Linked DNA regions of Homo sapiens: region 1 is linked to region 2. Evidence: read pairs that join two places in POLR2A ChIA-PET (ENCODE). Cell type or tissue: MCF 10A. All regions are shown on one strand. Links, peaks and the distances in the headings refer to the core of each region. The heading gives the core; the rest is flanking DNA.

What was found. ChIA-PET counts read pairs that join two places held together with the same protein. Peaks named below come from ENCODE experiments on the same cell type or tissue, not always from the same donor. Only the 100,000 strongest peaks of a DNase experiment are listed, where the experiment ranks them.
Region 1: POLR2A ChIA-PET joins it to region 2 with 6 read pairs; 1 of 35 experiments calls an interaction of 5 or more read pairs at or near these places.

The regions. Positions count from the first base shown.
Region 1 is chr14:74,487,394-74,490,309 of GRCh38, reverse strand. All of the region lies in intron 1 of NPC2 (NPC intracellular cholesterol transporter 2), which reads left to right. Among named protein-coding and RNA genes, the nearest start is that of NPC2, 4.5 kb to the left of the region's middle. RefSeq lists an enhancer at 1,321-2,520. In MCF 10A, for the core only: no CTCF peak of the experiment used is centred there; a DNase peak (open chromatin) is centred at 1,299.
Region 2 is chr14:74,060,874-74,063,741 of GRCh38, reverse strand. The region is part of intron 11 of BBOF1 (basal body orientation factor 1); the gene reads right to left. All of the region lies in intron 11 of ALDH6A1 (aldehyde dehydrogenase 6 family member A1), which reads left to right. Among named protein-coding and RNA genes, the nearest start is that of ALDH6A1, 22 kb to the left of the region's middle. In MCF 10A, for the core only: no CTCF peak of the experiment used is centred there; DNase peaks (open chromatin) are centred at 691, 1,441 and 1,571.

The DNA of each region.
Region 1 (2,916 bases), core at 288-2,787, 430 kb before region 2:
AGCAGTGTTGGTCAGTGTGATGATAGTTAAAGAGACTGTTCCACCCAAGGGTAGGTACAGGCAGCAAAGAACATCTACTTAGATTTCTGAGTTCATATCATACTTTTATAGTACTGAGCTAATCTGGTGACTGACTGCATAGCAGATAATGTACTCTCAACCTGCAGTTTGCCTCTGTCTTCATGCATTCCACTTTTGAGACAGAAAGAGTCCATCCTATTGGCTAGAAACATAATTTCTATCCACAAAGTATATTTGAGGTGAGAGGTCCAGTTTTTGTGTCAGAAGGGAACTTGCTAACCTACCCAGGAGCAGCTATTCTAGATTAAACTCATGGACTAAATCCAGATATGATAATAATAGTAAATATATGTATCACTATGTTCCAAACACTTACCTAAGATCTGTATTTGTGTTAGCTCAGCTACACCATTATCTCCAGAGAGGTAAAGTATCTTGCCTTGAGGCTATACAGTAAGTAGCAGAGATAGTGAGATTTCAAACCCAGGCATCCGGCACCAGAGTCTGCCTCTCAGCAATGATGGCTGAATGGCAGAACTTAACTTACCCTGTTACAGGCACTGTTATCAGGCAGTTCACCTGCATTCTCTCCCATTCAACTGCCCAGTCTCTGGGGCAGGAGGAAATGGGATTTTTAAAGGCTTTATTTAAACCTTTTTTGGTCAAGCATTTATTGTATACAAGTACTTTTGTCCTTGGTTAGACTGAGATTAAAATACATACATACACACACAGACACACACACACACACTTATTTTAAGAACGCAGGTTCCCAAAATCGAGTATACATCTGTAGATTGCAGATGTGTGCTTAAAATCAGTTTTTGAAACTACTTAGAAACAACCTGGACAAGTCAGATGAATCCAATTTCTTTTCTTAAATTTTTTAATTTTGAAAAATATGTATTTGTTTTGAGGATTCCCAGGGATAAATCCTATTTCTGACTCTTTCTAGTACCTTCTTAGGTCTCATCCTTATGTTTTTAACATATGCAGTATTTGCAAGTGTATCATTCCCAGCAGCTATATAGACCTAGGCCAAGTTAATATTTCAGAGGAAATGAAACCCAGACTCAGGTAGCAGTATTCTTCTTTAATGCAGCTGGCACTTCTGCCATCTTGGCTGTGTGAGTCAGTGCTATTTGGAGTTAAGCTTAACTTGTGCCCTAAGCTTGTACTGAAACTATAAAGACCTTAACCTCTGTACTCCTCTTCATCCCCTTGATTCTTGGAAAAAATCCAGATCTTAACAACCTTAGTCAAGATTTAAGGTACTTCCTGTTGTTTTTGGAGCCAAAATATTTCATGACTCATAAGTGGGCCTTAAAGAACAGGACTAAATCATTGAAGAAACTGCAGAAGTGCAGTGAAAATGGTGCAGTTCCCAATTCAGAAGTGGGAGGTAGTTCCTCTCTTAAGGGTCATTCCTAGTTCAGAGATGGTAGGTGGTTTTTCTGTTTAGGGTCACTCCTCTGTTCAGTGTTAAGTGGTAGTTCCTCTTAAATTCCATAGTCTGCTTACTCGGAAGTGAGTAGGCTTCTGGAATCAGTCTTATTTTATTTTATTTTATTTTTTGAGACAGAGTCTTGCTCTGTCACCCAGGCTGGAGTGCAGTGGCGCAATCTCGGCTCACTGCAACCTCTGCCTCCCCAGTTCAAGCGATTCTCCTGCCTCAGCCTCCTGAGTAGCTGGGATTACAGGTGAGCACCACCATACCTGGCTAATTTTTGTATTTTTATTAGAGACGAGGTTTCACCATGTTGGTCAGGCTGGTCTCGAACTCTTAACCTCTTGATCCACCTGCCTTGGCCTCCCAAAGTGCTGGGATTATAGGCATGAGCCACCATGCCCACCCTTGAATCAGCCTAATTTTAAAAGCCAAGACTGATATTCTGACACTTTTCATCGTTTTACCTATACCTTTAATAGTGCTGCTTATTTCTCTAGGAAGTCAAGTTGGGGTGAAAGAAAGAAGGGATTCCAGGAAGACAAAATACTGGGCAAAGGATTTACCAGCAGTTTGGGAGAAAGGGTACAAAATCTGGATAGAAGATACTTCATCACTGAAAATCACAGAGGATATAGGGGTTGAACCTCTACGATAGAAAGAGAATCATGGTGAGGGGCAAAGAGGCGATGCTGAATTAAGAAACCTGAAAAGTTGAGTTTGAGACAGACCTTCATCCAGAGTCCTCAAGTAGTTCTCAGATGCAAATTTCCTTGGGGTGTCCTTCCATTCATCAACATGGCTGCGTATTTAAAGCTTCTTTCAGGTTCCGGTAACAAGGGCTTCCAAGTCAGGCCCACCCATTGAGTCTTCGATCTGCCCCTTCCAGGCAATGTGACCTTGGACAAATCTCAGTAATCTTTGCTCTTCTGGTTTCTAACCCCTAAAACAAGGATGATAAATACCATTGTTGTGAGATGTTTTCTTCAGATGCCTCTGCTTTCCTTCATTCTTGCTAGTCAAGGTACAATTTCCATAGAGTCTAAAAATGAATGATTCAGGAACTAAAAACTCTTGAAGCCAGATTCAAGAAAGGTTCAGTCTGTTTTGGGATCTGGCAGACTTTCCAAGCAATAATAGCAGACTCCCTCAATCAGTGTTTGCTCATGTAGAACTTGAGGTAGAAAGATGTTGTAATTCATTTCTGATCTTCCTCCGCGGAGTTTCAGGCTCTACATTTGCTTTCTAGCTGTTTCCGCATAAAGTGCGGTTTTTGGCCAGGTGCGGTGGCTCATGCCTGTAATCCCAGGACTTTGGGAGGCCAAGGTGGGCAAATTGCTTGAGCCTAGGAGTTTGAGACCAGCCTGGGCAACATGGTGAAACCCTGTCTCTACAAAACACAAAAATTAGCCGGGTGTGGTGGTGCATGCCTATTGTTCTAGCTACTC
Region 2 (2,868 bases), core at 369-2,868:
GATGCCCACCACCACACTTGGCTAATTTTTGTATTTTTAGTGGAGATAGGGTTTCACCATTTTGGCCAGGCTGGTCTCGAATTCCTGACCTCAGGTGATCCGCCTGCCTCAGCCTCCTAAAGTGCTGGGATTACAGGCATGAGCCACCACAGCCAACCAGGATACCTTCTTTATGCCTTAAATTTATTCACGTATAAAATGAATAACAATAGTACCTATGTATTTCATAACATTGTAAGGACTGAATTATCACTATTGGCCAGGTGCAGTGGCTTACGCCTGTAATCCCAGCACTTTGGGAGGCTGAGGCAGGCAGATCACCTGAAGTCAGGAGTTTGAGACCAATCTGGCCAACATGGCAAAACCCCCTCTACTAAAAATAAAACAATTAGCCAGGTGTGGTGGCAGGTGCCTATAATCCCAGCTACTCGGGAGGCTGAGGCAGAAGAATCCTTTGAATCTGGGAGGCGGAAGTTGCAGTGAGCCGAGATTGCACCACTGGACTCCAGCCTGGGCAACAGAGCAAGACTCCATCTCAAAAAAAAAAAAAAGAAGAATTATTACTATTGCCACATCGGCCAACAGGTGCATATGTCCCGAGGCAGGAAGAAGCATGGCACATTCAGACAGCGGAAATGGGCTGGGGCACAGTGAGCAAATGAGAAGAAAAGGAAGAAATGAAGTTAGAGAGGCAGGCAGGGGTTGAGTCATGTAGGGCTCTTTAAGCCATTTAAAGAAGCCCTCATCAGACTGTAGTTGTTATCTACTTATCTGCAGTACCTGGAACAGAGCAGGCTGCCCAAACATTTGTTGAACAAATAGGCTAGGGGAAGTTCTTTCTAGTCATAGGACTAGAGCCATTTTGAAACCTTCATTAATAAATTACATGTTTTGTTATACAAGTCTCCCCTTTTATAGGTTGATTTTTTTTTTCTGTGCCAGCTATGTGCTGCCACAGGGCGAGGGATGTGGGGCTTTTTTATTTTATTTATGTTTGGGTTATTAAAAAATTAACAATGGGATTGCATAGCATTATGACAGTGTGGCCAAATGGTTAAGAAGTCAACACTTTGGTATTTGGAGGTTGATTATATAGTTTGTATATTAGTCACAGCTTTTGGTTTTTTGTTTTGGGGTTTTTTTGATGGAATCTTTCTCTGTCACCCAGGCTGGAGTATAGTGGCATGATCTTGGCTCACTGCAACCTCAGCCTCCAGGGTTCAAGCAATTCTCGTATCTATGCCTCCCGAGTAGCTGGGATTACAGGCACGTGCCACCACACCCGCCAATTTTTGTATTTGTAGTAGAGACGGGGTTTCGCCATGTTGGCCAGGCTGGTCTCGACCTCCTTACCTCAGGTGATCTGCCTGCCTCGGCCTCCCAAAGTGCTGGGATTACAGGAGTGAGTCACCGCACCCGGCCTAGTCACAGCTTTTGTAAAAATGACTAATTTGATACTAGTAACATTTCTTTTAAGCAAAACAGAGTACAACTATTGTTTAAAAATTGTTCCCTGCCCACCCTCTCCATTTATTTATTTTTTTGAGATGGGAGTTTTGCTCTGTTGCCCAGGCTGGAGTGCAATGGTGCATTCTCGGCTCACTTGCAACCTCCACCTCCCAGGTTCAAGCAATTCTGCCTCAGGCTCCACCACGCCCAGCTTTTTTTTTTTTTTTTTTTTTTTTTTTTTCCCAGTAGAGACGAGGTTTCGCCATGTTGGGCCAGGCTGGTCTTGAGCTCATGGCCTCAAGTGATCCGCCTACCTCAGCCTCCCAAAGTGCTGATATTACAAGTGTGAGCCACCGCTCCTGGCTGCACCCCCCAGTTTAATTATTATAAATTACTCTGGTAATCTGGTAAAATGTCATTCTAGCTTGCTAGTAATTATATAAGTGTTAGATCTGCACAATGTATTCTCTTTTGCTCAAGCCTACTCTTATAAACTATATCTATATATAGAGAGAGTTAAATATGCTGAATTTTTGGGCTCACATGTTATAGGTAATTGAGAAGTGAATTTGTATAATGTCAGACATTTTACTTTAGATTTCTAAGATACTTTGGGTTTGCCACTTCAATATAGAGCTCATGATCTCTGATAATTATCAGAAATGGCCGCTGGGTACAGTGGCTCATGCCTGTGATCCCAGAACTTTGGGAGACCAAGACTGGCGGATCACCTGAGGTCAGGGGTTCAAGACCAGCTTGGCCAACATGGTGCTAGCCAACATGGGCTAATCTGAAATTAGCCCTTCTCTACTAAAAATACAAAAATAGCTGGGCATGGTGGCACACACTTGTAATCCCAGCTATTCAGAAGGCTGAGGCAGGAGAATCACATGAACCTGGGAGGCAGAGGTTGCAGTGAGCCAAGATCACACCACTGCACTCCAGCCTGGGCAACAGAGCAAGACTCTGTCTCAAAATAAATAAATAAATAAATAAATGGCCTACTATATAATAGCTGGGGGCACGGTGGCTCACACTTGTAATTCCAGCACTTTGAGAGGCCGAGGAAGGCGGATCACTTGAGGCCGGGAGTTCGAGACCAGCCTGGCCAACATGGTGAAACCCCATCTCCACTAAAAATACAAAAATTAGCCAGGCGTGGTAGCAGGTGCCTGTAATCCCAGCTACTCGAGAGGCTGAGGCAGGAGAGCTGCTTGAACCCGGGAGGCAGAGGTTGCAGTGAGCTGAGATCATGCCACTGCACTCCAGCCTAAGTGACAGAGCAAGACTCCATCTCAAACAAAAAAGAAAGAAATACTAGTTTCAGCATAATAATGATGGCTAAGGTTTGATTGTTTACTATCTGCCAGGTATTATGTTAAATGTTTTAGATCAATTATCTTAGGAACAATATATATT